2 separate regions of the Homo sapiens genome follow, and region 1 is linked to region 2. The links are chromatin loops, found by intact Hi-C in ENCODE. Cell type or tissue: chondrocyte. All regions are shown on one strand. Links, peaks and the distances in the headings refer to the core of each region. The heading gives the core; the rest is flanking DNA. Region 1 has its middle 8.3 kb from the start of RNF169. Region 2 holds the start of LOC124902824 (small nucleolar RNA SNORA7).

Region 1 (15,458 bases), core at 2,872-10,871, 480 kb after region 2:
TTAATTTCTACTCTAATCTGGCCAGTCTCTTCCTTTCCCCTGAGTATTCTTTATTTTAACAGATAGTGCAAGCTTATGCATGTCACCATGCTTCCCTTTTTGCCTTTGCTTCCAGGGATCTCAGAGTTAAATCCTGTGCTGCTTAATTGCATAAACAATCTCATCCCAAGGGTTTGGGACAGTGATCTTTTCCTTTCTCTTTGTTTAAAATGTGCTGTGCACATATATTCATGTCTTAGATGTAAGAAGTGGATTAAGATGGGTTCCCCTACATCCTGCCCATCATACTTCAAAAAAGGCCTCCACCATCTCAGCCCTCCTGTCCATCCCTATTATCCCCAGAGTTGAGGCCAACTTCATTCCTTTTTTTTTTTTTTTTGAGATGGAGTTTTGCGCTTGTCGCCCAGGCTGGAGTGCAGTGGCGTGATCTGGGCTCACTGCAACCTCTGCCTCTGGGTTCAAGCGATTCTTCTGCCTCAGCCTCCCGAGTAGCTGGGATTACAGGCATGCACCACCTATAATTTTTGTATTTTTAGTAGAGATGGGGTTTCGCCATGTTGGCCAAGCTGGTCTTGAACTCCTGACCTCAGCTGATCCACTCACCTCAGCCTCCCAAAGTGCTGGGATTACAAGCATGAGCCACCGCACCCGGCCATCTTCATTCCTTACTTGAACTTTCCCAACAGCCTCTTACCAGGTCTCCTCCCCCTAATCTGGATCTCTCCTATCTATTTTCCTCACACCTGCCTTGAGAACTATGCTGATCATTTCTACTGACAAATCTGATCACATCACTTTCCCACATAAAACCTATTATTCACTTCCTATCATTTATAGGTTAAAATCTAAAATTTTCAGCACTGAATTGAACACCACGCATATTTTAGTTCCAATCTACCATTGCCACCTACCCTACACTTTGGCCAACCGCTCACCTCCCCAAACTGACCATGCGTCGTCGCACCTCCATATCCTCACACATGTTTTCCTTCTGCCTGGACTCTCTCTTCCTCCATCTAGTGAATCCCATTTAACTTTCCAAAGGTCAGTTGAGTCACCTCCACTCCAAGGTCTTCCCTGAGTCCCCCAGGCAAAGTCAATGTTTAGTCTTTGTGTTTCCCATAGCACTTTGAATTGTAGCTGTTGGAGTGTAAGTATTTATTTGCATTTTTACCCTGCACTGTGAGTGCAGGTGCCTTTTGAAATTTATATCTGTAATTCGAGCATTTAGCAAAGTCCTTGACACACAGATACTGAATAAATAATTGCTACATGAATGAGTGAAGACCTCAGTGATTGGAAAAGCCTTCAGCCCACTATTGGCCTCAGCTTTAGTCAATGATTGACATAAGAAACAAACACTTGAAAGTTTCTGTGTCAGGCCGGGCCCAGTGGCTCACACCTGTAATCCCAGCACTTTGGGAGGCTGAGGTGGGAAGATGGCTTGAGCCTAGGAGTTTAAGACCAGCCTGGGCAACAAAGTGAGACCCCCCCCCAACTTCGTCTCTACAAAAAGTAAAAAAGATAGCTGGGCATAGTGGCACGCACCTGTAGTCCTAGCTACTCTGAAGGCTGAGGCAGGAGGATCGCTTGAGCCCAGGAGGTTGAGGCTGCAGTGAGCCGTGTTTGCACCACTGCACTCCAGAGCAAGACTGTCTCAAAAAGAAAAAAAGAAAGAAAGAAAGTCTTTGTGTCTTCTGTAGAAATACTATTGAAGAGAGTTGTCTATATATTATTTAATACCCTTTTAAAAAGGAGACTGAATAAATTCTTCCAAAATCTAGTCAGGAAAAAAAAATGCATCTCCCCATAGCAGTTTGTTGCACTAAGAGTTTATCTGGCATCTGCTTTCTTCCTTCATAGCGAACTTGCTCATTGCCTGCCAAGGCAGCCCATTCCACTGTTGGACAGCTCTGTTAGAAAGTTCTTTATATTAAACTGAAATCTGATTCTCTGTGACTGCCTGTGTTGCCCCTCACTCTGTCCCCAGGGCTATACAGAACAAGCCAAGTCCTTTTGTCTTTTGAGAGCTCTCTAGAGATTTGGGGCAGAGAACCCCTCTTCCATACCTTCACCTTTACCAGTCTGGGTCCCGGGACCCCTCATGCCATATTAAACATTGTCTTCAAATGTGCCAAGCTCTTGGGCCTCCATGACTCTGCAAACACTGTTTCTTCGCCCTGGAATGCCCTCTCTGTACTCACTTTGATTTGTCTGGCAAGCTTACTTATTTTTCAAGGGTTAAGGTAATTGCTAACTCCTTCACTCATGCAACAATTATTGAGTGCAAATTCTGGGCCAGACATAGTGCTAGGTGCTAGGGACACAGTGGAGAACAAGACAGACACCGACACTTGTATTCTAGGTGCTCTGAATCCTCTTTGCTGGTCTCTGAGTTAGCTCCGTTCTGCTCCATACTTCTTTGTTATAGCACTTACTACATTGTATTTTCAATAGGTTTTGTGTCACCTCCTCTATAGTGAGTTCTTTGAGAACATAGACTACTATTTAATATCTTCCCTAGCCTTCAACACACAGCTTTGCACATATTTGCTGCTAAATAAAGGTTTGTTGAATAATATCCTAGTTCCTTCAAACAGTCCTCATGTGACATGCTATTTGTGACTAAAAGGCCACCTCCTCCGCCACAGGTTGCTTAATTATGTAAAATTACCATAGCGATAAGGATCATAGGGATCAGTGTCAAGGAGAGACTTAGCCTAGTCCGCTTAATTCTGTCCATAAGATTCTAAAAGAAGATTCACCACAAGAAGATTACATAATAGAGACTCTACACCAGTGGTGTGCTGGTAAATGTTTAACAACTGGTTCTCCAGGGGAAAAAAAGTGTTGTTTTTTACAGTTGCCAATGTCTGTGGTGTAAATACTCCCACTGTGGCCAATTCATGCTACCAATGTGACATCACTGAAAGCGCAGTGGAGAAGAGAGGCACAGTGAAATACCGTTATACAGTATTTCCTCCCTATCGACATAGTAGATGTAAATAACCTCAAGAACATTGAGAGTAGTAATTAGGAAGTGATGACTCAGTTTTTATTACCTCTGTTTTAAGTGTAACTTATTTAATTATACGTTATGTTATTTAATTTTTAGGAATGATTGTGTTCAATAACCAGCTTGCAACATTTCTGAAAATTTAACCCCTGGCTCTCCTTAGCTGGTAAAAGCCCCCTCTAGTACGCTGCTTTTACATGATTAGGTGCTGAAATGCAATGAACAAATAGCCTCTTTAAAGCTGAGTTCAGCCAGTGGTGGTGGCATGTCTGTAGTCCCAGCTTCTCTGGAGGCTGACGTGGGAGGATCACTTTGAGACCAGCCTGGGCAACATTGTGAAACCCTATACCATTTAAATAAATAAATAAATAAATAAATAAATAAATAAAGCTGAGTCCAATTTATTTACATTAGGAGGAAAGTCTTATTTAAAGGACCTTCACAGTTAATTTATTTGTGAACAATTCCTACCCTACTCTCACCCCTCAACTGGGTCAGTTACTCACCTATATAACAAACATTTATTTAGAACCTACTATCATTTTTGTATTTATTTGGCTCTCCAGATGTTGTGCATATAGTTGGCCTAAATAAAAATGTCTGTAGAATGGATGAATGAATCCTCAGCACCTGAAATAGTGCCTGATGCATTGTGGGTGCTCGATCAGTATCTATGTGAGTGAATGGATCTTCTTAAAGTGAGGCTCATCCGTATTTACATAGGTTTCCATATGGCTATGTGAATATTCCCAAGTCTTTTTTCTCCCTCATTGAGCCCTCTGTTCCCAGGACAATCTGTACACAGCAAGAGGAGGAAGTATCAGGAAACCAGAATGGGGAACACATAGCCCTTAATGTCAGAGAGCCCTCATGAGGAAAACTGAGTGGGGACATGGTGTCTTCAGCAGAAGACATGGAGTGGGATCATCATTCTTCTAGAGTCTTAAGCCCTGCCACTGGCCAGAGGCCTCCTCTACTGGGGCATCCTCACTTACCAAGTATCAAAGAGAGTGGACCTTGTTCTCTCACCTCCTCCACATTCAGGGGACTTTAGAAAAGCAGTTTGTTCTCAGAGACTTCTTTCAATAGGTCTGTGAGGATGCAGTTAGAGCACCAGAAAACAGTGCCATACAACTTGGGTCACGCAGTTGGAAGGTGGCAGGCACTGTGTCCACCTAAAGGTGGGAATGAAGAGCCACTAGAATTATCTTTTAAAAATGTAAATCAGGCCAGGCGTCATATGTCATGCCTGTAATCCCAGCACTTTGGGAGGCTGAGGTGGGAGGATTGCTTGAGCCCAGGAGTTTGAGACCAGCCTGGGCAACAAAATGAGACCCTGTCCCTACAAAAAACTTAAAAATTAGCTGGGCATGATGGTGTGTACCTGTAGTCCCAGCTACCTGGGAGGCTGAGGCAGGAGTATTGCTTGAGCCTGGGAGGTCAAGGCTGCAGTGAGCCATGATTGCACCACTGCACTCCAGCCCGGATGACAGGGTGAGACCCCATCTCTGAAAAAAAAAAAAAAAAAAAAGAAAGAAAAGAAAAGTAAATTAGTGAAGTCCCTTCTTTGCTTAAAACCTCTCCATTGCACTTAGAATAAAATCCAAAGGGTGGGTGCAGTGGCTCACACCTGTAATCCCAGCACTTTGGGAGGCCAAGGTGGGAGGATCACTTGAGTCCAGGAGTTTGTGACCAGCCTGGCCAACATCATGAGATCTCATTTCTACAAAAAATTAAAAAATTAGCCAAGCGTAGTGGCACAAGCCTGTAGTCCTAGCTGCTCTGGAGGCTGAGGTGGGAGGATTGATTGAGCCTGGGAGGTGGAGGCTGCAGTGAGCCAACATCGCACCACTGTATTCCAGCCTGGACAACAGAGCAAGGCACTGTCTCTAAATAAATAAATAAGAATAAAATCCAAATCATTTGCCAAATATGTAAAGCCTTCCATGCCCTGGCCCTGTCTACACTCTGACTTCAGACCACTCTCCCTGTGCTCACTATGCTCTAGTACACGGGCCTTCTTTCTGTCCCTGGGATACATCAAGCTGCCTGGTCCCTCCTCAGGGATTTTGCCCTTGCTAGTTCTCCTGCTTGGAATGCTCTTCCCTCAACCTTTTCTACAGATAATACTTCATTCAGCTCAAATGTCACTTCTTTAGTGATGTTTCCCTGGTCCAATCTATGTAATGATGCCTGCTTTTGAGTAATTTTCTATCTTATTGCCTTGTTTTCTTTCCTTTCTTATCATTCTCTGAAACATATTTTTCACTTGTATATTATCTGTCTCCCTCATGAGCACAAAAGCTCTGCAACAGCCTAGACTTTAATTTTTTTTGTTTTATTTTCTATTTTTTTTTTTTTTTAAAGACAAAGACAGCATCTCGCTATGTTGCTCAGTCTGGTCTCAAACTCCTGGGCTCAAGCCATCCTTCTGTCTTGACATCCCAAAGTGCTGGGACCACAGGTGTGAGACACTGCGTCTGGCTGTGGACTTTAATTTTTGATCACTGCTATATCCCTAGCTCCTGGAACAATGCCTAATACATAACAGATTTTTTTGTATGTGTGTGTGAACCTAACTTCAATATTTTATTGTCTTCACAATTAAAAAAAAGATGAAGCTTTGAACTAGGTCACTTGGCCCTTTTCTTCCTATCTCCCGCCAGTTTAAAATGCTTGCATCTCTTAATAGTCAGCCTTCTCTTAGCTCTGCAATTGGGCTCAATGCACTCAAGGCTCAGCACAGTCTTTTTTGTGGTTTTAACCTTTTTCTGGAAAATTGGCTTAGTCTGCCCACCCTAGCCACTCTGCTTCTTGTTATAATGCTGCTTTCCCTGGACATACAGTGGATCCTTACCCTTCTTGTACTGCGTCAGTTTGTGGGGTTGGTGCTTGCCTCACTTCTTACGGAAAGTCTGGCAGGTTTTAGGAATGTTCACCATGTTTGTAGGTGTGCTATTGATATAGAAAATGAATTTAAAAAAGAAAGAAAAGAAATGGAGGATGGAATATTTATCTGTGTTATCTGATTCATATGAGTAATGAACCCTAGATTCAAGACCCCAAATCCTTGGAATTCACCCACATTAGTATTTTCATCATCATTATTATTCCCCTTACTTTTATTATCATCTCACCACCATCATTATCAATAACAGCACTGCACGGCACATGGGAGTATTTAACGTTGTTGAATGACTGAATAAATGAATAGCAACTTTACAGCTGACCTCGGACTTCCTTTTTAGTCTTATTTACTCCTCCTCCTCTGCTTCAGTCCAACTTCTTATCTATACTGTGTGTAGCTACTCAGAGTCATTTTCACTGAACACATGCCTCCATGCCTCCTTGTGTTGGCTTATTCTGCTATTCTTTCTATTTGTAATTCCCATTTCCCTTCTCTGATGAGTTCTCATTCTTCCTTTAGGACCTAATTCTGTATTTCATCCAGGTACATAGTCACTTCCTCTTCTGTGCCTCCATATTGCCTTTTCTACATCACTGTTAAATGCTCATCTCTTAAATTATAGGTGTTGTTGTATCTGTCTCCCTCCCTAGATAGGGAGTATCATGAGGGCAGAGATGGTATATTTCATCTCTGTGTTATCAGGAACCATTATTGGACTTGCCATATAGCAGTTTAACAATATTTGTTGAAATCTTCCTTTTTGTATTGGGCATACAGGTTGCCTTGCAGAAGAGTGTGCTAGAGGAGAAGATGTACAATGTTGGTCAGAACATGGTCCCTTGCCCCAAGTTCTTACAATCTAATTGGGAGAGAATCTTTTCATAGAGATATAGCATTAAAACTCGATGTATTCTAGAATTAAATATGAGACTGGAGAAAGCTTGGTGTGGAACATGTGTAGAACTGGAGTAGTGAGTCAAAAGATTTGTTTTCTAGTTTCTACTTTACTAGTCACTCACTATGTGGCTTTGGCAAATTATTTCCCCTCTTTAGACCTTGGTTTTCTTCTCTTGAAACAAAAAGGTTTGATTAGAAGCCTTGGATGGTTTTTTAAAGCCAGTTATAGCTCTGACATTCTGATTCTGGAGTTTGGAAACTGGGTGGAGGAGACCGCGTAGGCTCAGTTTGCCCCCTGGTGGTCAAACTGAGCAACATCGCAGACCTAGGAGACGCCTGCAGGCATTTCCCAGGGATGGGATTGCAGAACACAGAGCCAAGTAAACAAAGAACAGTGGGACGATGACCATTCTAGTGCAGAACCCATCAGGTTTCTCGTTGATCACTAGTAGATTGGTATAGAAGCCTGTCTTCCTTCAGGACAAAGGAACTTGGGAGATCATGCTTTCTGTTCTCAGCCTCCAGCTGAACCCATCTCTCCCGTTTCTTTCCAAAGTAGACAAAGTCAATCTCTGAGAGGCTATTTTGTAGCTCCCCTGACTTTTTCTTCTGCTGCAATCACAGTGCTCTCTTCTGAGGCAAATCCTCCATTCTGCTCAATGTAACTATTCGTCTATTTATTTATGACAAGAAGAGGTTTTCACTCTTCTCATTCTTTTCCTGGGACAGGTCCATGACCCACTCCTTCTTGGAGACTTGGACCAAAGTGAAGGTAGTAGGATATCTTTGATGAGACTGGGAAAATAGAGACTCTGTGAGAATAAGAAATGTGATTTACGCTATAAAAGGTGAGCAATACTAGCAGAGAAAGTTTTGTCTTTTAGATATTTCACTCTGAGTGCAGTTGGGTAAGGCCATTTGCCCATTTCTTTTCCCTCTTATTCTCTATATCTTGAACCTAAGGGATTTCTTTTTTAAAAAATTTTTTAATGATAATTAATTCTCATCTTTTTTTATTATTATACTTTAAGCTCTAGGGTACATGTGCACAACGTGCAGGTTTGTTACATATGTATACATGTGCCATGTTGGTGTGCTGCACCTGTTAACTTGTCATTTACATTAGGTATATCTCCTAATGCTATCCCTCTCCCAGCCCCCCACCCCACGACAGGCCCCGGTGTGTGATGTTCCCCACCCTGTGTCCAAGTGTTCTCATTGTTCAATTCCCAACTGTGAGTGAGAACATGTGGTGTTTGGTTTTCTGTCCTTGCGATAGTTTGCTCAGAATGATGGTTTCCAGCTTCATCCATGTCCCTACAAAGGACATGAACTTATCCTTTTTTATGGCTGCATAGTATTCCATGGTGTATATATGCCACATTTTCTTAATCCAGTCTATCATTGATGGACATTTGGGTTGTGAACCTAAAGGATTTCTTAAAGCCACCTCTATCCTCTTAAAAAACAAAAAGAACAACTCTACACTATAAATATATACAATTTCTATTTGTCAATTAAAATTTAAAAAACAGCTGGGCATGGTGGCTCATGCCTGTAATCCCAGCACTTTGGGAGGCCAAGGTGGGCAGATCACGAGGTCAGGAGTTTGAGACCAGCCTAGTCAATGTGGTGAAACCCTGTCTCTACTAAAAACACAAAAAATTAGCCTGGCGTGGGGGCACGCACCTGTAGTCCCAGCTATTCAGGAGGCTGAGGCAGAAGAATCGCTTGAACCCAGGAGGCGGAGGTTGCAGTGAGCCAAGATCATGCCACTGAACTCCAGCCTGGGTGATAGAGCTAGACTTCGTCTCAAAAAGAAAAAAAATTAAAAACAACTAAATCAAAGAGGAAACTAATTGCTTGGAACTTGGGGCCAGAGCCTAGAGGAACAAGAATAGGGGCCCTGAGTGCAGGGAAAAGAGGAAGAAAGACTGAGGCGAGGAGAGGGAGGTGCAGAGAGGAGTAAGACTAGTTGCCAATTCTAAGTGGATTTATAGGCATCTGGAGGGAAAATGTAAAGCAATTAAAGAGGCCAGGCATGGTGGCTCACGCCTGTAATCCCAGCACTTTGGGAGGCCAAAGCCGGCGGATCATGAGGTCAGGAGATCAAGACCATCCTGGCTAATACGGTGAAACCCCTTCTCTACTAAAAATACAGAAAAATTAGCTGGGCATGGTGGTGGGCGCCTGTAGTCACAGCTACTCGGGAGGCTGAGGCAGGAGAATAGTGTGAACCTGGGAGGTGGAGCTTGCAGTGAGCTGAGATGGCGCCATTGCACTCCAGCCTGGGTGACAGAGCAAGACTCCGTCTCAAAAAAAAAAAAAAAAAAAGAAAGAAATTAAAGAACTATTTTGCCCCACCAATGTGCTTTTTTGTTAGTTAGAATATTTTTCTGACAATGAGTACTTTGAAAGTCACTAAACATAAAAGTGTAACTAAGGCGATAACATTCATTCATTCCACAGCAGCTGGAATATGTCAAACACTGTACCTAATGCTGTTCCTGCTCAAACTGGTCAGCATCTAGACTTTGTCTTCCGTGTTTGCTGCTGAATTCTTAGCACTTACATAATCCTGCCACATAGTAGGTGCTCAATAGATATTTGTTGAATGAATGAATGAATGAATGAATGAACATTAGCTGCACCATACTTTCTCCAGTAATATCTCAACTCTGGGGGTGGGATGAAGCCTGCTTAGATTCTTTTTGTTATTCACTGATAATTATAGAATCGAGATTTATCCTTATAGAATACAAATCCAGGCTAGGCATAGTGGCTCACGCCTGTAATCCCAGCACTTCAGGAGGCCAAGGAGAGTGGATCACTTGAGGTCAGGAGTTTGAGACGAGCAGGCTGGCTAACATGGTGAAACCCCGTCTCTACAAAAATACAAAAAAAAAAAAAAAAATTAGCCAGGTGTGGTGGTGCATGCCTGTAGTCCCAGCTACTCAGGAGGCTGAGGCAGGAGACTTGTTTGAACCCAGGAGGTGGAAGTTACAGTGAACCAAGATTGTGCCACTGCACTCTAGCCTGCGTAACAGAGCAAGACTCCATCTCAAACAAACAAACAAAACCAAAACAAAAATCCATATGTACCAATCCCTTGGGCCAAATATTAAATCTTTCAATTACTTTAGGTTTAAATGAGAGAGGTATATGGTTGCTTAGCATGACACTTGGCACGTGGTAGTTGCTCAATAAATTCTAGTTTCTTTTCTTCTCCAGTTTTCTAGTCTCATCTCCAACCTGATGTTCTAGCCACATCAAATTCTTTGTCAGTCCCACACAGGTCCCAAACTTTTATGCCTTTGTGCCTTGGCTCTTATTTTCTCTCTGCTTTCCGTTGTATCCATGTGGTGAACTTCCTTCCCTCAGTCTTTAAAAACGAGCTCAAATGTCCCCTCTTCTGTGAAATCTCCTGAACTTCCTCTCACCTTTGCTCCCTGCTTCCATGGCATTCTGTTTATGTCTGTTGTAGCCCTTGCAATTCTTCTATAACTCTTCTGTTTTCTGCTATATTTTTTTCTACTTTTGCCCTTCTGTTAGGTTTTGACTTTGAGGGGGCAAGGACCAAGTCTTATTTGTATTCATAGAGTGTTTGGAAAGAGTCTGGAGGAGGCTGGGCAGATGACATGACAAACACAGATGGAGGGATTAGATTTGCAAAAGAATTACCTAGGCCGGGCGCAGTGGCTCACGCCTGTAATCCCAGCACTTTGGGAGGCCGAGGCAGGTGGAGGTCAGGAGATGGAGACTATCCTGGCTAACACAGTGAAACCCCATCTCTACTAAAAATACAAAAAATTAGCCGGACATGGTGGCGGGCACCTGTAGTCCCAGCTACTCGGGAGGCTGAGGCAGGAGAATGGCATGAACCCGGGAGGCAGAGCTTGCAGTGAGCCGAGATCGCGCCACTGCACTCCAGCCTGGGCGACAGAGCGAAACTCTGTCTCAAAAAAAAAAAAAAAAAAAAAAAAAAAAAAAAGAATTACTTCTTCCTCTGAAACAAAAGGGAAGGAACTGAAGATGAATAAAAGTAAGAAGGTAGCAAGAATCTTTAAAGCAAAATGGAAGGGGCCAAATCTCAGGGGGAGATCTGACTTGAGGGAGGAAGAGCACAGGAAGAAGATGCTATCCAAAGAGGACAGGTGGCACTGGTGTGGTCTGAGGGGCTTAGCCTTCTCCTTTTTAGATGTGTAAGGTCTCAGGATGGACTCAGCAGCACTTAAGCTGGAAGGAGAGGTCTTGGGCTTGCAGGAAGAAACAGCCTTGTCTCCACCTGGAACTAGGCTGAATGGCCTTGCTCATATCTGAGTCTTTCAGTCCAGCAAGGAGAAGCTGGAGCCATCAGCTAGAGGGAAGTTTTGTAGTGATGTGGATGAGGAGTGAGGAAGGGGTAGTGGTGGGGTGGAACCATGCAGAGCTATCTGGGTAGAGGTGCTATGAGAAGGATGGTAGGGAATTCTGACAGCAATGCAATCCTCAGAAAGCAGCTGGAGGGGAAGCATTGGTACCTGGGGCTGCACTGCCATTTGTTCCAGTTGGCATCGTGCATTAAAGGGAGTCTGTGAATCCTTCTTCCCATGGTGGTCTGTGGTGCAGGTGGGGCCTTAGAGAAAAGCTATTTGGGCTTGTTCTACTCTAGGCTGTTGGCTTAAGCTTCTTGTATCATTTTATAATCTACCAAGCACCCTTGACAACCATTTTTAGGCGACACTTCAAAAACAACAAGCTAATGTCTCAGTTAGAGTACTTTGATGTAAACAACAGAGACTGTGAGTCATTTAAGAAAAAATGAAATTTACTGAAAGGATACAAAGAGTTGACAGGAAAACTGCAGCATCGGATATGGAAAATGGGCTGTAACCTAGGCAGGCTCGGCAACGGGAACCACAGCCAAGTCTGTGTCTCAGGTACAGCCTGGCATGGCCACCCTCATCATGGCAGGGCCACCCCCCTCAAACCCCACCAGGGCCCCACTGCTGTTGCATACCTACTGTCTCTGTTGCTATGAATAATTCTAAAATTGTCTCTATGTTTTCATGTCACTTGCTGAAGATGCCAAGCTCAGAGAATAGTGGCCAGGTGGCTGAGCCTGGGTCATGTGTCACGTCCTAACTGTTAGGGGGCAGGGAGAAGAATATCCCTTCAGGTTCAGCTTCCCTAGCCTCATCAATACTATATAGAATGGGGAATTCCCTAAATAGAAAGGAGGTTTGGGCCAGGCACGGTAGCTCATGCCTGTAATCCCAGCACTTTGAGAGGCCGAGGCAGGTAGATCACTTGGGCTTAAGAGTTCAAGACCAGCCTGAGCAACATGGTGAAACTCTGTCTCTATAAAAAATATAAAAGTTACCTGGGTGTGGTGTTATGTGCCTGTAGTCCCAGCTACTCAGGAGGCTGCGGTGAGAGGATTGCTTGAGCCTGGGAGGCAGAGGTTGCAGTGAGCCGTGATTGCTTACTGCCCTCCAGCCTGGGCAAAAGAATGAGACCCTGTCTCAAAAAAAAAAAAAAAAAAAAAAAAAAGAGAGAAAGAAAGGAAGGAAGGAAGGAAGGAGGGAAGGAAGGAAAGAGGTTTGGATGCATTTTTGTCAGTTTTCAATTTTCATCACAATCCCAGGCTGCTAGGCTTGAAACTTTAGAATCATCCTCATTGTTATTAGCTTCCCACATAGTGAGTGGCTCTCCAGATTTCTTAGGTGTGCCTTGCTCTCTGTCACCACTATTGCTTTTAGTAAGATTACTCAGCAATGGCATAGAGGAGAGAAGAGGCTGGAAATTGGAAGTTGGACTTCTACAATGTTAGTGCTGGAATGGTCCTTTGAATTTATCTATTGTAGTGGTCTTACCTAGGAGTATTCATTAGAATTCTTATGGCACTAAAAAAAAAAATACACAGCCTGGTATCCCCCACCTGGGTTTCTGGGTTCACTAGATCTGAGGTGGGACCTTGATATATACAGGTGTTTCTGAGGTGTGTCCCAGGTTGAGAACTGATGACTTTCTTTTTTTTTTTTTTTTTTTTTTTTGTGAGCCAAAGATTTATTTCTTCATTTCTTGCATTTGAAATACTCTTCGATGACATCCTTGGCCTGAGACTCCTTGCCATAGTCCTTAACTACTACACAACTGTAACCAACCACTTTATGGGGTTTCCCCTCTCTGTCAATTTTACAGAGGCCTACCCATTCTCCTAGTTTCTTGTTGTCATCAACCTTAATTAGGTTGATTTGGTGTTCAGCACAAAGGGCCTCCACCAACTTGACATACATAGGCTCATCACAGTTGGATGCAAGCACACAAAGATGGGCTTGGCGCTTGTCTAAGACTTTGGCAGCTTCGCGAATTCCACGTGCTAGGCCATCGTGGATGAGGGCGGTCTTCAGCACCTCTTGTAAAGCAGTATTAACCTCCATTACACCTCCAGCAGCAATGCCTTCCTCGGCCATGGCAGTGGGTTACGGGTGAACCTGAATCTTGAACGCACCCAAGCCTCCGCCTCCGCGCGACTCGGCGGCAGGAGGGAAAGGGCGAGAACTGATGACTTTCAATACTCTTTTTTTTTTTCGAGATGGAGTCTTGCTCTGTCGCCCAGGCTGGAGAGCAGTGGTGCCATCTCGGCTTACTGCAACCTCCGCCTCCCGGGTTCACGCCATTCTCCTGCCTCAGCCTCCCGAGTAGCTAGGACTACAGGCGCCCGCCACCACGCCCGGCTAATTTTTTGTATTTTTAGTAGAGACGGGGTTTCACCGTGTTAGCCAGGATGGTCTTGGTCTCCTGACCTCGTGATCTGCCTGCCTCGGCCTCCCAGAGTGCTGGGATTACAGGCGTGAGCCACAGCACCAAGCCTTCAATACTCTTGTTTTAAAAATGAGGAGATTGAGGCCCAGAAGGAAGTTAGCTGTTTGAAATCACACAGTGAGTTAGAAGGGGCCAAGACCAACCCCAGATCTCCTGGCTTCTGGTCCAGTGCTACTCAGACCTCTTGCTTTTTCCCTCTGCTAAAGGAAATTTTCTATATTTATTTGTATCCAAGAAAGCATGCTATGTTTCTGTGGCTCAGCTCCTCCAACAGTAAACAGATTAAAAGATCCAAACCATCGAGAGTGAACAGCCTGCACAAATGGTCCCATTTCTAATGATGGTTGGCTTGATCTCTGGATCACAGATCTCCTTTGTCAGAATCCGGGAAAAATGTCCTCAAGAACCTTAAGTTGGGATGGAAGTGGGCAGGACCCATGGATAAAGGATAGCCTAGCCAAGGCCATACTTCTGTGTCTGGCAGGATTCTGTCTGGGTCTCTATGCAAACAGGTCTTTGTTTTAATCACCCATTGGCCTTTCTTCAACTCTTGACTGTCCTTTAGCCATCTGGTTCTTATCTTGGGAATCCATCACCTTTTTTTCCCCCTGCTCTCTGAGTTAATCAATCACTCGGCACTGGATTGGTTTACCGCTAGCTCTGGGCAATCTCATCAAAACCCAGGGCTTCTCATGCCTTCTATTATATTATGTTGATTTTTTTTTTTGAGACAATGTCTCATTCTGTTGTCCAGGTTGGAATGCAGTGGTGCCATCACGGCTCACTGCAGCCTTAACCTCATGGACTCCAGTGATCTTCCTGCCTCAGCCTCCTGAGTACAGGTGAGTGCCACCATGCCCAGCTAATTTCTGTATTTTTTGTAGAGATGGGGTTTCACCATGTTGCCCAGGCTGGTCTTTAACTCCTGAGCTCAAGCGATCTGCCTGCCTCATCCTCCCAAAGTGCAGGCGTGAGCCACCGCCCCCAGCCTATGTTGCTTTTTTATTTTTCTCTCTTTACAAAACTCGTGTTATCCTATAAAGGTTTCCACTAAGAAATGCCATTTATTTAATGCTTCCCATTCTTTGCCCTGCTCCAAATCTATCCCAGGGCAAAGAAAGCAAAGAATGGGAGAACTACTGTAGCAGAACCACCTTTCCATTAGAGAGGGGTCATTCTTTCTCCTGGAACCTCTGCATCTAGAAAGGGCACTAGCATCAAAGTCCAAGCACCTCTCCCTAGCTCAAGCAGGAGTGACACGGTCAGAGCTGGCCTATAGGAAGCAACTCGAAGAGTGTGGAGGATGGATTAGAAAAGAGGTTGGGAGAGGGGAGACAATCAATCTATAGCAGCTACTGCAGTAATCTAGATGAGAGATGATTAGACCTGAATTGGGCAGTGGGAATGGGATGAAGAGGTGGGGAAATAGTCATTTTGATAGTGGAATTGACAGGACTAAATAACTGATGGTTTGTGGGAGATAAGGAAGAAGTTCAAGATGACTAGGTTTGGAGCTTGAGTACCTGGGAGGATGGGACCTTTCATAGAATGAAGGAAATAAGAAGAGCAGTTTTGAAAGGAGGATGGGAGACAGTGACATTAGTTTTGTACATGAGGAATGTAGGGATCTAAGAGGATGTTTCCATCAGGCAGTTGAATATGGAGGGCTGGACTCAGGAGGCCTGGGCTGCAGACAGCAATCTGGGAGCTCCTGAGGGAAGAAAATGTGGACCAGTGCAGCACGCAGAGTGAGAAGGGGACTGAGGCCTAAGCCTAGAGGAACACCCACATGGAAGCACCAAACACGGGAGACTGAGAAGGAGCCAAGAG
Region 2 (15,772 bases), core at 5,207-13,206:
TCATCATATTTAAAACTTTGTAACACTTTTTACTTAATACGTGAACAGCAAAATCTGTTTCACAATGAATTCTCTTGTTTTCTAGGTGTTGATAGATTGGATAAAGATCTGACCATTGGCCAGATGCAAGGTAAGTTATCAAGAAATTATACCCCTGGACCCTTTTCTGAAGAAAGGGTGATAGGGCAGTTAACATCCTGAGATAGTGAGGTATAACGGAGAAAGCATGAGCTTTAGAGTCCGACCCAAGTTGGACATCCGCCTCTACTCCTAACACACTATATGATTATGGGCAAGTATTTCCCTTTCCTGAGCTTTAATTTGTTTAAAAAAAAATCCATCCAAAAATGAAGATTATAATACTACTACCTATGTCTCAGTTATAAGAGTTAAAATGAGGCAATGTGTTTAAAAATTATAAAGTACTGTATAGGTGTATGATACTGTGAAAAGAGATATTCTGACTACTGATCAGTTTTTTGTTTGTGGGTTTTTTTTTTTTTTTTTTTTTTGAATTGGAGTCTCACTCTGTTGCCCAGGCTGGAGTGCGGTGGGACCAATCTCGGCTCACTGCAACCTCTACCTCCCAGGTTGAAGCAGTTCCGGGCCTCACCCACCCCAGTAGTGGGATTACAGGCATGCACCACCACGCCCAGCTAATTTTTGTATTTTTAGTAGAGATGGAGTTTCACCATTTTGGCCAGGCTGGTCTCAAGCTCCTGACCTCAAGTGATCCACCTGCCTTGGCCTCCCAGAGTGCGAAGATTATAGGTGTGAGCCACTGCAGCTGGCCAGTATTTTTCTTATTGTTAGAAGTTTTAGGAAAGGGAAAGGCTCAAGATAATCCAGATATAAAAAGGTATAAATACCTGTTTAGAAGACAGCATGGTAAGATGGTAAAAGTAAGGTCTCTGAAGTTCGGAAAACTGAGTTTTGAATACTGCTTTTCCAGTAATTTTTTGACTCTGGGCAAGTTATCTGACTTGCCTCAGCTTTAGTCTTCTTAATCTGGAAAATGAAAAAACTGATGGCAGCCTCAAACAGATCGTGGGGTATAATGAGTAGGAAAGTGACATGCTGAGCACTGTATACAGATGCATGTATGTTAGCTAGATAACAGTGGAGGCAGCGGGTCCAATTTTGTGGGGGCTCTTGCTTTAGTACGGGTAAAAGACTCAGTGAAGGTGAAGCCAGTAGGCATACAACTTTTGGGTTATGGGAAGAAGAGGTGCCAACTCCAAGACCAAAGTTTCAGGCTCAGGCAGAATCTGTTCTAGACCTTTCTTCCCTACTTACTCTCCCTGGACAATTTCATGGCTTCCATTTATATATTGATGACTCCCAAAGCTAAACATCCACCTCACCCCTCTCTCCTGAGATCCAGTCCTAGCCTATGTAGCAAACCTGCTGGATATCTCATGGGCCTCTCAAACTGTTCTTTTAGCTATCCTCAAGCTTTCCACAGCAAAAGGAGCTATATTCTCTCATAATAGTTGTTCAAAGGCTCTCACATATAAAACTCTGGTCCCAGACCTTCATGGCTTTGCCTTCCTTTAACTACATTGTATCCTGAGGCCTAGAATAGGACTATGAGCTGGGACTGTGTGATTTTTTTTCCATGGCACTGATGTTGGTAATTATGGGCTTAGACACTTATTTAAGTAGATGCTTATAAATGTCTAAGCCCGTAATTACCAACATGAGTGCCATGAAATTGAATCTAAGACACTTAAGTTCAATTCAAGAAACCTTTCCTAGGCACCCTTTCTGTGCAAGACCTATGCATGATGCTGGGCAGACAGAAGAATCAGATATGGCCCCTGAGACTGCCTGAAGGCAGTTGACATGGACTGGGATAGCATTTGAAATCATTGTTGATCACCAGCCTTGGAATCAGACAATCCTGGGTTTGAATCACTGTTAATAGTTTTGCGGTATGAGTGAATTCCTAACTTATTTAATTTTGAGTTTCTTCATCTGTGAAATGGAGATAATGATATATCTCAGTACAGTTACATGAAGTTTAAATGAAAAAAATGCGGGTAGTCTAACAAATGATGCCTTTCATTATATTCAGGAAGTAATCACGATTCCTTATGAGATGTCCTCCTGTTTCCTCAATATGGATTATATCAAGACCACCTTCTGGTTTAAAGAAAGCCTCCTATGAGTATAGAGAGTAAATGGCGAGGATAAGGAACATTCCACAGAACAAAGGGAAATGGCTAAGGCTGCATAGATTCCAAACCACAGCTTTGCCAGCACTGTGTTCAAACCAACTGACTTAGTTATGAAATCCTGGAAAACTACCACCTATTCATAGTACCCCTTGGGTAAATAATTTAGGCTCTCTGAACCTAAGGCTCCTAATCTGTGCAATGGGAGAGAAGAGTTTGGAAATATTCCCACCTCATAGAATAATCATGAGGATTACCCATGAACATGTTATTTTATGTGTACCTGGCACAGTGTTGTTGGTGTATGTGAGTTCTCTCTGATTATACCTACTCTTCCAAAGAGGAAGGACAAATGCGTCCCTAGTCATCAGAGCTGATCTAACAGAAAGAACAGGGAGATTGGAGTTGTAAGTTTTGGATCTAGTCATTTGTTCATCATTCATTCGCTAAAGACTTAAGCATCTACTCAGTGCCCTACCCTGTGTTAGGTCTTATTAGGGATATAGAGCAAGTAATAACACCATTGTCCCCTGTTCTTATGGAAATGACACACTCCTGGGGAGGCAAGCACCAGTGGCATGTAAAATGTAAACTTACTTGAAACTTACAAGAGGGCCATGTGCTGCTCTGTGTTTGGATCCAAGTGCATTAACAACTTTAGGAGCTAGAAGGGAGAGGTGACTAGGCTTGAGCACCCAGAGAGAGGCAGCTTACTGCAGGAGGAGGGGCACAGGATGGACTTTACTAAATGGGATCATCTTATTCCTCCACTAATTAATGAAGTGGCCTTGGGCAGGTTACTTCACTAATCATGGCCTCAGTTTCATCATCTCAGAAAAGAATTTCAGTATTTTTGTGCTTAATTGTATAGGGTAGATTTTGAGAATCAACTTTAAAAATGGATAGAAGAATACACTGAAAACTTTTGAATCCTGCGTAACTGGGGTAAGAACCACAGGATGTAATGACCAGAAGAACTTTCAAGCCCATTCCTTTATTTTATAAATAGAGAATCTGAGGCTGAGAAAATCTGCTGTCTCTACTTATGGGGGCTCTGGGTCTCATATCCTTTAGTCTCCTTAGGGATCTTCTTTATCAGTCATCGCTGTTCATTCTCAATCATTGTCGCATTAGTTACGAGCTTACAGTGTTCTGTAAGACAGTATGAGAAAGTGCTTAGTACAATGCCTGGCACATGCTTAAGTGCTCAGATGGTAACTTATTATTGTAATAATACATTTTGAATCCTTAACATAGCTTACAAAATCCTTAATGGTTTGGCCCCTGCTTACCTCTCCAGCCTTATTGTTAACCACTCTCATAAGCACCATGCCAAGCTTCTTGTATTCCAAGCCATTTCAAGCCTTCCTTCCTTCCTGGTTCCCTCTTGGATTGTGAAGTTCCCTTTCTTATGCTCTTACAGCCCCATGTAGCCAGTTTTATCATAGGAATGACATGCTGCATTAAAATGTTGGTTTTTGTGTTTTACTCCCCTACTGGACTGTAAATCCCCTGAGGACAAGAACTGTTTCTTCTATGTGTCTCTGGCCCACAGTAAATGTACACTAAATAGGACAGAAGGAAAAAGTGAAGGGAAATGATTGGCGCAAGGTTACAATTACTTGTATTACCATCCTCAGCAAGACTTGATAATTGGGTCCAGAGTATTGAGGTGAGGTTGGAAATGGGGAGGTAGGTCCTGGGCTCCTGGAATGACCTATGAGGCTGCATAAGAGAGGGCTCTTTTAGTCGCTGAAGTTGCCTTGCTTTGATTCCTCTCCAGGGAAGTTCCAGATGCAGGTCCTACCCCAGTGTGGCCATGCAGTCCATGAGGATGCCCCTGACAAGGTGAGTCTGGTGCTCAGTGACTGTAAAAGGACAACTGTGAGAATAACCCTGGATGTCACAGAAGACAAGTCTCTGAGTCTCAGCCTGCATTGCCTGCAGCAGCTGCTGTGGAGCCTATGCAGATGCAGTTCCACCAGCTCTCCAACTTCTCCCTGGCAGCTGCTTATGGTATTGGTTTTGTGTATATGTGCTGAGGAGCTACTGACACTCTGCTATTTCATCCCAGGGCCCTGTGGTTAAGATCTTAAGCTCTACTTCTCCAATACCCCCAAAAGCCAGAGATGGAAGAGGGATGATTAGGGTAGAAACTGCTCCCTAAACCACAGGCACAGTTAGGAATTAATATGGGCTCCTCCTGTGAGAAAACACCATTCTGTAACTCTGAGGGCACACATAAGCCCTTCACGTCATTCCTCTTGAGCTCTATGGAGCTATCCCTGGCAAGGATAGTGGGGAGGAGTCTTCTAGCTCTGCTAGGGAGGGCCTAGGTCCTTTTAATTTCAAGCCACTCAGACCTGTGGGTGGGATGAGGGCACCGTAGAGCCTAACCATCTAACAGTAGCTCACAGCCCAAGGCTAAGCCCCATCACTAACCTTTATATGGCCTGGAATATCTCTCCCATTTCCAGGTAGCTGAAGCTGTTGCCACTTTCCTGATCCGGCACAGGTTTGCAGAACCCATCGGTGGATTCCAGTGGTAAGGCGGGTACAAGGGTTTAAGAACCCAGCAGTGCTGGCCGAATCTGACAAGCAGACACTTGTAGGACTGTAAATATCTCTGCCTTACCCCTGCCTGGTTTGGTCACCATGCCTTTCTTCCTCCTCCTCAGTGAAGAGCCTGGCATGTCTGTTTCTACAAAGCCATGGTTGGTTGTTTCTTTGTGCTGTGCTCCCACGGGTTGATGCTGAGGCTGTGATTAAATTGTGCCTAGTCTCACTCCCCACTGTGATGTGCATTTCTTCTTGAGGTGCCCCTTTGAGGAGGCTGGGATAGGAATCAGTCCTTTTCCAGGCTCCTAGAGAAGTTTTCTTTGGCTTCTCCTGCCCTGCTGCCAAGGAAAGCTGGGCAGGCCATGGAGCAGGGCTTTTTTTTTTTTTTTTTTTTCTTGGCACAGTCTTGGTTCACTGCAACCTCTGCCACCTGGGCTCAAGTGATCCAGTGCCTCAGTCTCCCGAGTAGCTGGGATCACAGGCGTACGCCACCGTACCCGGCTAATTTTGTTTTTTTTTTTGTTTTTTTTTTTTTTTAGTAAAGATGGTGGTTTCTCCATGTTGGCCAGGCTGGTCTTGAACTCCTGGCCTCAAGTGATCCACCCGCATCGGCCTCCTAAAGTGTTGGGATTATAGGGATTATAGGCACAAGCCACCGCGCCTGGCCTAGAGCAGGGTTTTCTACAGTGTTGCACAGTGTCTTCCCATGGCCAGCTACTAAGCAAGCTGGGAATGGAATGGGTGCCTCTGCCAGGCTTGCTTCCCCTCCCTTTCCGAAGCTGGCAGAATATTAGCCACTCTGCAGGGGTGATCCTGGAAGCTCTAGAGCAGGGTTTTCAACCTCAGCTTTATTGACATTTTGAGGTGGATAATTCTTCATTGTGGGGACTGTCCTGTGCATTGTAGGATGCTTAGCAGTATCCCTGGCTTTTACCCACCTGATAACAGTAGTACCCCTCCCACACACGGTTTTGACAAACAGAAATGTCTCCAGATTTTACCAAATGCCTCAAGGGAGGCAAAAATTCCCCCTCTATTGGTCTAGAGGAAGAAACAGGGCCAGGTCTCTCATCCTAGGTAGCTCTTCATCTGTTTAGGGAAACACAGTTGGGCTCTTTGTTGAGGAAGAAGAGAGGCATGTTGACCAAACCAGGTGGTATTGACCCACCTCAGCCAGCTCCTAGTCTGTACTGCAGAAGGCCTTTGATCCTCAGAGAGCCCACAACCCTCATGAGGAGTCATTCCTACCATTGAAAAGTCTCTTCTCTGATTTTGGTGAGGGCTTGGGGAAACTTGTTCCCCACTCTCAGAAAGTTTGCAGAAGAAATATTAAGAAAAGGAAATGGCTTCTGCGTTAGAGAACTCTGAATTCCAGGGCCTGGGAGATGAGAGTGACAGGGCAGGGTAAGCACTGGAGATGATGGCAAGACCTTGGGACAGTGAACCACAGAAGCGACACCCCTATGCTGAGCCATCCCTCTAACAACTGACCATTCATGGATCCCAGGAACCAACAATAAAGACTTAATTTCTCTTACTAAACAGTGTTTGGCTGGGGCCCTTCGACCATTTGGAGCCTTGGGCAAATGAGCAGCACACTGAGAGCAGACCCTGGGTCCAGCTCTGGTCAGGGCTGTGAAATGGGTCAGATTTGCCAGGGCCTTGGTGGTCATTAGGGAGGGCTTCCTGGAGGATACAGATAAGCAAGGGAAAGCTATTGATAGTTACATTTGTTTTTCCTTCTCTTTCTGTTCTTCCACAGTGTGTTTCCTGGCTGTTAGTGACCTGCTGTCCACCCCTCCTCAACATCGAGCTCTGTTGTAAATACGTCGCACCAGAGGCCACTGTGATGCCACTGTCTCCTCTCCATCCCGCCCAGCCATGTGACACTGGCTCCCGGTAGACGGGCACCCCGAGATGTACCAACCTTTTCATGTATTCTGCCAAAAGCATTGTTTTCCAGGGCCCTTGACCAACATCGGCTTCCCCAGTCCAGGGCTCCCCTGCTCCTTTCCCTTCCCTGTACTGGGGTAGCTCCTGCCTGCTCTCCCTGCGTTGCCTAGGGTAAAGCCTCCAGATTTGCCATACTGAGCCCCTCTTCCTAGCATCAGGCGATACATCTGAGTTCAAATGTCTTCCCAGGCTCAGGGACCTCCATTCCTTGAGATTGTCTTGGCATGGCCCAGCCCTGCCTCATGGGATGGACAATGCATGGGGTGGTCTTTATTTTTCCCTTTCAAATAAAACACTAGTCAGGTACCGTTTTATCCCAGTCGTACTCTTCCAGGTTTGGAAGACCCAGAGAGGCCAAGATCCCATCCTTAGCCATAGCGAGCGGTGGTGGTGGATAGCATCACAAGAAACGAGCCTGAAAATCAGGTCCAGCCGGTCCAAGCACATGGCCTCCCATCTGGGAGAGCCCACTGTCCCACTCCCACATGTCTGGGCACCTGCCCTGGGCTGAGGCCAGGCTGCTCCAGGGGCCTCCTGCGCCCTCACCTGCCACAGAGCAACCCAGGTTAAATACAGCCCATGCACAAAGCCACAGGCCAAAGCCTATGGAATTGTTTTTAATCATCAAATTTAACCATTTTCATAACTGGTTCCTGGAGGTGTGCAGTGCCCCCTTGCCTCTTCAAACCTACAGCTTCTCTTTGCCATTTGTGGATTTCACATCACTCCACACAGAAACATTACAGCCTGGCATCCCCAGTCTTTGCCTTCTTCCAGCTGCCTCGACACAGCACTGTGGCCTGTCCCTATTGCCCAGGCACGCCATTTCCAAGGGCAGGAAGGGGCAGTGTCCTGAAGCCCATCTTTTCTGTGACTGTCTTAGGTGATGTGTAGCCCCCTCCACCTTTCCACTCAACAACCTCCCACCCCTGTCCTGCTGCATGGTCCGGAGTCTGGGACCTACTTTGTTTTTTGTTATTTATGACCTTGTTTAAAGAAAATAAATATCTCCCAACCTTTATTGGTCTGGTCTTTCTCTGTGGAATTGTCCTTATTTCTGCTGATATGGGGGCAGGGGACAGCTCATTGGACTTAGTTGTCATGGAACTCCAGAAACCCCTTTCCCTATAGCCCTTCAGTGTGTTATGCTCTGCCTGTCCCCTGATCCAGAATGCCCAGTGGGATGGTCAGAGCCACCCTCCTCTGCAGCCAGGATGGGATTCCAGTCCCATCTCTCCTAATTATCGGCTGTGTCGACTTTGGTCCAGAGCAGGACAATCTGTGCACTGTCCACATGATCTCAGTCACCATAGCTTCACTTATGTGAAACTTCATCTACAACCCAAATCATTTCCTGAGCTCTGAACAGGTAGGCCCAGGTTCCTCCTCCTGTCTCTCCCAGATGACCAAAAGCCACTTCATATTGACTGTTTCTAAAGCTGAATCCACCTTCCCCCGGAAACTTGCTCCCCATGAAACTTGCTCTTCCTCCAGCGTTTCCTGGCTCAATAAGTGATAGGTATCACCATCTCTCCAGTTGTCCAAACCAGATACCCACAGTGAATGACTTCTCTTACACCCACCTCAGGTCTACCACCAAATCCTGTTCATCCTCTTTTCCGTGTCCCCCTCTTTTCCATCCCACAGCCAGTGCCCTAGCTTAGGCCTCATCATCTCTCACTTTGATCACTTCAGTACCTTTGCTGCCCTCCTCCCCCCTGGGTGGTCCTCCACACTGTTGGAGGCTTCCTCCTAGCAGGCTCTGGGGCCAGAGTGTCTAAATTAGAACCCAAGCCCCACCCCTTACACTGTATGGTATGGCAACAAACTTTCTCTCTGCTGTAGTTCACTCATCTGAAAAATGGAGATAAACCGTACCTACCCCACAGGGTCTTGAGGATTATACAAGTTAAACTAGGTTAACTGGCTTTCTCACTAACTGGCACATGGTAAGACATTTAATAAGTAGTTCCTGTTATGACACTGTTACATTGTTATAGTTAGGAACTTTATTCAGGGCCGTCTGTGGGCCAATAGCATCAGTATCTCTTGGAAGCTCGTTAGAGAACTGTGTCCCCATGTCAGACCTATTGAATCAGAACTGATCTGCATTTTAACAAGTGCATCAATGTCTGAAAATTTCTTGTCTAGTTGATGATGAAATATTTCAGGGTAGTTCATGAGCTCCCTAGTAGAGGAGAGAAGTTCCTTATGTGTGGTTTGATTTCTCTCACCGGAACACTTTGCGGGTGCCTTTGCTGAGCTATGTGCCCTCTTGTCCACAAGAGGGCAGCATGATCACTTGGTTTTCAGGGGCACTCAGGTTCATCAGGTTCACTCAAATTTTGAATGTCATCTAATTCACTTGACACACATCTCATTTAATCTTCACAGCAACTCTATGAGGTAGGTGCTGTTATGTTCCTTTTACAGGTAGGCAGACAGGTCCAAATTCTACAGCTTGGAAGTGACTGTCAGAATTCAAAACTGGCTTGCTTCCACATCATTCTGTTCCTGCATGCTACAAGGGACCCTGGGCAGAAGTCATTTTGGACCAGATACTTAAAAGAGCAGAAGGAGGATGACCGTGGAGATGAACCCTCTTTACACTTGATGGAGGAGGCTGAGAATGAATGAAATGCTCGTGAGCTTTGTGGTTGGTTGTGTTTTAGGCACTTTCATCTCCATTCATCCTTTGTATCCTTGTGAAGTACAGGCACTATCCCCAATTTAAAGGCAAGGAAGCAAAAGCTCAGACATTTGAAATGGCTTGCCCACAGCCACGGCCAGAGTGGCAGCATCTTTGTCTTCTGATTCCAAGTCTACTGAGCATTCCATTACACCCCAGAAGAGAAGGGACCATTCATGTGTTCACTTAACATGGCTTTAACGAGCACCTACTATGTGTTGGCCATAACAGTGTCCTTGCAGAGCCTACAGATCAGCATGTATGAACTCAGGAAGGGAATAAAGAAGGAGATCCCAGAATCCTTGAATGAAGGATTGCCACAAAGCCAGAAGGAGCATGTTTGGGACAAACCAAAGGCCCTGTCACATAGACACTAGTGAAAGTCCAAGGGAAACTCCTTCCCAAAAAAGGAAGGTAGGCACATTTTGGAGGCAGATGTAGATCTGATGGGGGACAGAATCTTGAGACTGGGAGGACTGAAGACAAAGCCATGAGGGGAATGGGGCATGACTTCATAGCCCCACGCTCTTAACATACTGTTAGGAGCATTTGCTGATTAAGCAAACCCGAGCACCCAATATGTGCCAGGCATCCAATGGACTTTGTAGACAGAGGTAAATAATGAGGCTCTTAAAATGAACTCATTGTCTAGAGAGACAGTGATAGAAATAGTGACCACGTTGTAAGAAGGTTGGGGGTGGGCAGTAACTAAACCTATTTGGAAACAGGCCAGGAATGGTTTCACAAGAGGTAGCATTTTTTCTTTCTTTTTTTTAGACAGTCTCCTCTGTCACCTAGGCTGGAGTGCAGCAGCACAATCTTGGTTCACTGCAACCTCTGCCTCCCAGGTTCAAGCAATTCTCCTGCCTCAGCCTCCCAAGTAGTTGGGGTTTCAGGTGCCTGCCACCACGCCCAGCTAATTTTTGTATTTTTAGTAGAGATGGGGTTTTGCCATGTTGGCCAGGCTAGTCTCAAACTCCTGACCTCGAGTGATCTGCCCGCCTCAGCTTCCCAAAGTGCTGGGATTATAGGAGTGAGCCACCACACCCAGCCAAGAGGTAGCATTTGAGTTGAGCCTTGAAGTATCACAAAGTGGAGGTGGAGGAGGAAGGGCAAGATATCTCAGAAGGAACAGCACAGACAAGCGCTGGAGACTTGAAAGTCAGCCTAGGAAGAAGACTGTGGCTGGAGTATGGGCCGAGATAGGAGAAGAGCCAGGAGAGAAGGTGGGAGTCAGGGCATAAAGGCCTTAAGTGGCAAGAATAAGGAGTTTCCAGAAGTTATTAAATAGGCATGACCCCATATAAAAAGACAAGGTCAGGTCTTTTTTATAAAGGAAAGTCACTCTGGTAGCCTGTGTAGATGGATTGGTGGGTGCCAGACATGAGGCCAAGAGGTCAGTAAAGAGGCAGTTGTAATTGGGCAAGGAAAAGACACAGGTATACTTAATTAGAACAGTGGCCACTGGGCTGAGAGAACAGGATAGTCTCATTATTTTGGAGGTGGAATGAACAAGAAAGAGACTAGTTAGATTTCAAAAGTGAGGGGCCAAGAACCCTTAAGTTGGATGCAGGGGCCTGTCATGAGAAGTGGGGGTTGGAAGTGAAAGGTCAAGATTTTACCAAGGGAAAAGCAAGAAGAGAGCCTACACTAGCAGCAGAGAAAGCAAAACGCAGTCACACTCCTCCCTGCAGTCACTGTTTTGTTTGCAATCTTGGAGCCAACTCTGCTGCTCCAGCTGGCCACCCCATCAGCAGCCAGAATCAACTCATTCTCAGTCTGGGGCCAGGGCTCAGAAAGTTATGTCAACTCAAGAGGCTCCCTTATTCCTCGAGCTGGCTTCCTCTCCCAGCAGTTTGCTAGAAAACTCCAGCCCATAGCCAGGCAAAACCTTGTAACCCAAGACTAGCAGAAAGGCTGGATTCTTCCAGGTGCAGGCAATAGGTGACTGAGGAGTGAATGGAGTGTTGACAGAGACAGTTTCTTCCTGATTAATGAGAATGATGCCATTCCATAATGACTTATAGAATGACTAATCAAACAAGCTTAGAATAACTGACATGATACAGTCTGTATCATTTATAAAGCACGTTTACAACCTTTGAGACCTCCTAACTCCTCTGGAGTGGGGAGGGCAGACAAATCAGCAGTGCCTCCTACAGATGAGGAATTCGAGGGTCTGACAAGGAAAGTGATTTGTCCAGGGTCATACCTTAGCACAATCTGGACTAGAGCTCAGGCCACCTGACTTCCAGACGAGTGCCTTTTTAGTCCCACACCATAGCAGAAGGAGAGGAGGGGTGGGGCAGGGGCATGGAGGACTAGGACCTGATAATGAGAGGAATGCTCCAAGCTCAGTTCAGCCTCCTACTAGCTGGGTGACCTCTGGCACATCACTTCCTTCAGAACTTCAGGTTCTGCATCCCAAAATGGGGGGATAATCCTTAATTCACTAGGTGTTATGAGGGTTAAATGAGACCTAAGTATCCAAGTATAGTAAAAGCTGCTGCCTGCAGTAATAAGGTGAAAAACAGTAAATGCCATGGTGCTAAGAAGATAAGGGGATTCATTCATCCTGACTGGGAATCCCCACAGGGCGGGGAGACCAAGGCACAGCAATTCTACCCCTACTCCTGCTGGGTAGGGCTGCTCAGGCAGAATTAGTGGAAGCCGGTGTGCCCCTGGGGCCTGAGAGCAGTGGCCCATGCTGCATCCTCCCTGGGACGTCCTTCTCAAAAAACTTTTGGCTGGGCACGGTGGCTCACGCCTGTAATCCCAGCACTTTGGGAAGCCAAGGTGGGCAGATAGTGAGGCTTGGCCAACATGGCGAAACCCCGTCTCTACTAAAAATACAAAAATTAGCCGGGTGTGGTGGTGGGTGCCTGTAATCCCAGCTACTCAGGAGGCTGACGCAGGAGAATTGCTTGAACCCAGGAGGCAAAGGTTGCAGTGAGTGGAGATCATGCATGCCACTGCACTCCAGCCTGGGCGACAAGAGCAAGATTCTGTCTCAAACAAAACAAAACAAAACAAACAAAAAACTTTTAACCAGGATTTTTTAAAAAAATAGTAAACTCTACCTAACACAGTATTTCTCATTTTAACCATGTGGAAATGAACAGTTCAGTGGCATTAATTACATTCACAAGGCTGTGGACCACACCACTATCTATACCCCAACTTTTTCATCATCCCCAGCAAGAACTCTGTACCCATTAAGCAATAACTCCTGCCTGCGTCCCCAAGCTCTATTCTGCTTTTGGTCTCTGAATTTGCCTATTTTAGGTAGCTCATAGGTGGAATCCTACAATATTTATTTTGTGTCTGGCTTATTTCATTTAGCATAATGCTTTCAAGTCCATCCATGTTGTAGTGTGTATCAAAATTCTGTTCCATTTTATGGCTGAATATTTTATTAAATGCATATTCCATATTTTGTTTAGCCATTCTCTTGACGGACATCTGGGTTTGCTTCCACCTTTTGACGATTGTGAATAAAGCTGCTATGACCATGGGTGTACAGCTATCATTCCATTCTTTCAGATACATACCTGGGAGTGGAATAACTGGGTCAGATGACAGTTCTATGTTTATCTTTCTGAGAAATCACCAATCTGTTTTCCACAGTGGCTGCACCATTTCACATTCCCACCAGCAACGCATGAGAGTTCCAGTTTCTTCACATCCGTAGTGACACTTATTTTCTGTTTTTTAATTGTATCCATCCTAGGAAGTGTGAAGTGGTTCCTTATTTGCATTTCAAGACTGCAAATGTGGAGGGAGAAGGAGGGCTTTAGGGTCAGAAATGTGGGCTGATGCTGGCTGGCCCAGGGACTTGGGGCTTGCCCTACCTGTCCCACCCCAACATCATAAGAGACAGAGGGACCCAGGGAGCTGGATAGGGAGGGAGGGTGTCTCTAGCCCCAGGCCCTGGAGGGTTCACAAGGCTTAGCAGCTCACACAGTGGCAGCAGGATAAAACCATTCATTCAGGGTGAGCCCGCTGACAATTCCTGTTCCCCTTTTTGTTGCAAGAGAGTAAAAAACAGAGATTCTAGAACCCCAGAATCTGGAGAGAATTGTGAGAGTTTCTCACAATTGGGAGGGGGGCCCCTTAGGGGACCATGTACAATTTTTAAAAGAAGATTTAATGTAATTTTTTATTTGGTAAATGGAAAAATAATGTTTTTCCAAAAAACAGATTACAGATCATAAAGTTAGACAAAATCTTTTCTCCTAGAGTGATATATCTGCATTTGTAAGACTAAAGAAAGCTTTAGGTTTATCAAAAGAGCACAAATGGTTTTATTAGGTTGGTGCAAAAGTAATTGTGTTTTTTTACCATTAAAAGTAATGGCAAAAATTGCAGTTACTTTTGCATCAACCTAAATAAGAGTTGGACAAATGTTAATCTAAGGACCTGTGAGTTAGGGTGATAAGCCTTCACACCTCCATATGCACATATGGACCTCCTTATCCTTCAATATGCAAACCAAAACTCACATGACCCCCATCACATGAAAGACATAATCATGTCTCACGACTTTGGTAATGACACAGGATTTTTCCCAGCTACTTGCCAACTGGGGACCTCCATGGCCAGCGATGCCCCCTGCCCAGGCCTCACGTGGCCACAGACCTGCCTCTAGAGGTGCCATGCCCACTGACCCACCTGTGCTATAGCTTGTACCCGCATTCAGGGGTTCTTGAGCTCTTGCCCCATGTCCAAGAAGAATGAGGATATGTGACAATTTGAAGAGTGAGGATGGGCAGAGAAGAATTTAAATGAGTGATGGAAAAGCTCTCAGTGGAGATGGGATGTGAGGGGTGGTCCCCAACCCCTGCAGACAGGTGGTTTCTCTATCTCTCTCTGCCTGGGTCTGGGGCTTTTTATGGACTCAGAATGGGGAGCGTGTGCTGACTGGCTTGTGAGTATGCAAAAAAGGTTAAAGCAAAGACACCATTCACAGTATAAAAAAAAATTAGGAAAGGGTAGGTATATGTAAAATAGGTGAAAGGTGGGGAGCAATCAGAGGAAAGCACACTGAATGGGAAAACAGGTTCTTAATCTGGTCCATGGGTTTACCTGGGACTTGTAGCTAGACTTTACACTGTCTTTGGCTTGAAGGTTGGGTTTCACTGGGGACCTGACCCTATCTGCCTAGGCATTTGTCTGCTTCCTGCCGTTATCAATAACATGTTATATGTTCCTCTTTCACTAGTATTTTGCTGGGATTGTAACTATTTTCACATATGTCAGTATTTTCACTAGTATTTCACTAGTATAGTCACTGTGGGTTCTCTTTTCTGGGAGCTCTTCAAGGTCAGAGACTCAATCAGTCATCCCAGCATCCTCAGCCCCAGCAAAGGTCCTGACCCAGAGGCAACATCAGGAATGCTTAGCTGAATGAATAAATGACAGGCCACACATGCAGTCTGTGCTCATTAAAATACCATCAAATATTGGTACCATTATTTGCCCACTGTGCAACTGTTCCAAGAAGCACCTATGGCGCTTTGGAAAAAGCATGGGTCTCTGAGCCAGGAAACCTTGCTTCTAGTCTTGAGCTGACACTGACACACAGCGTAATTATGGGCAAGTTGCTTTACTTTTCTGGGGCAGGGGAACTAACTACTGCCCTCCAGTCCCATAACGTGATAAGCAGATGAACAGGAGACATGGTGGTCATTATTTTTTAGTTATGCTCCATCTGAAAATGTGGTGGGCTTTAAAGATGGTAGAGATGTCATTATCTATGGGGCTCCATCTGAGCGATGCCCTTGAACCCTTAACCAAAAACACTGTCACCACGCAGGCATCTAGTGCCTAGAATCCACTCCTAGTACCTCATTCCTTTGAGATAATCCTTGATTACACCAGGCTACCCATTTCTAATGCAAACATGCCCCTGTCAAGGACAGGGAAACTCTGTCACTCAAACCTTAGGGAGAATGGGCAGATCAAGCACTTGATAGGAGGGGTCCTGTGACCAATGAAGTGAATATAAAGAGGGATGTGGCAGAGAGAAAGAAGGGAAAGAGGCAGGCTCTGATTCCAAAGGGGGAGAAAATTGTGGGGGTCCACAGTGGGGAAGAGAGAAAAGTCCAGAAAGAGGTTAGAAGCAGTTAGGGGAACGGGGAGACTTTCCCCCAAGCTCCAGATCCTGGTTCTGCCCCTGGCTGTGTGAACTCAGTGATGTCTTTTCTTTAAACCCCATTTTCCTCCTTTGCCAAAAGAGATGATAACTGTTGTGAATATGATACAGGAGAGTGATCCATGGCAAAGAGTAGGCACATATGTTTGTTTCCTCCCCCTAGCCCTTAGCCGATTTCATAGTTCTACTGAGTACACAGCAATCTGCAGGTAAATGTCCCTCTCTCCCCACCCCAGCTCC

The links. Hi-C counts contacts between places; a loop is a spot of excess contacts. Peaks named below come from ENCODE experiments on the same cell type or tissue, not always from the same donor. Only the 100,000 strongest peaks of a DNase experiment are listed, where the experiment ranks them.
Region 1: a loop joins it to region 2, with 5 times the contacts of the local background. A loop is called at or near these places in 9 of 110 quality-filtered maps.

What each region holds. Positions count from the first base shown.
Region 1 is chr11:74,732,839-74,748,296 of GRCh38, forward strand. It overlaps the pseudogene RPL36AP38 and the pseudogene RPS12P22. Among named protein-coding and RNA genes, the nearest start is that of RNF169, 8.3 kb to the right of the region's middle. In chondrocyte, for the core only: CTCF peaks have their summits at 7,124 (motif pointing left) and 7,358; no DNase peak of the experiment used is centred there.
Region 2 is chr11:74,246,994-74,262,765 of GRCh38, forward strand. PPME1 (protein phosphatase methylesterase 1) reads left to right here. Exons shown (of 14, transcript NM_016147.3): 11 at 86-130; 12 at 3,961-4,025; 13 at 4,655-4,722; 14 at 6,499-7,710. The coding sequence ends at 6,517. LOC124902824 (small nucleolar RNA SNORA7) reads right to left here and starts at 5,559; the gene lies at 5,421-5,559. It also overlaps a transcript of P4HA3 not described here. RefSeq lists a silencer at 3,471-3,765. In chondrocyte, for the core only: a CTCF peak has its summit at 8,965 (motif pointing right); a DNase peak (open chromatin) is centred at 6,638.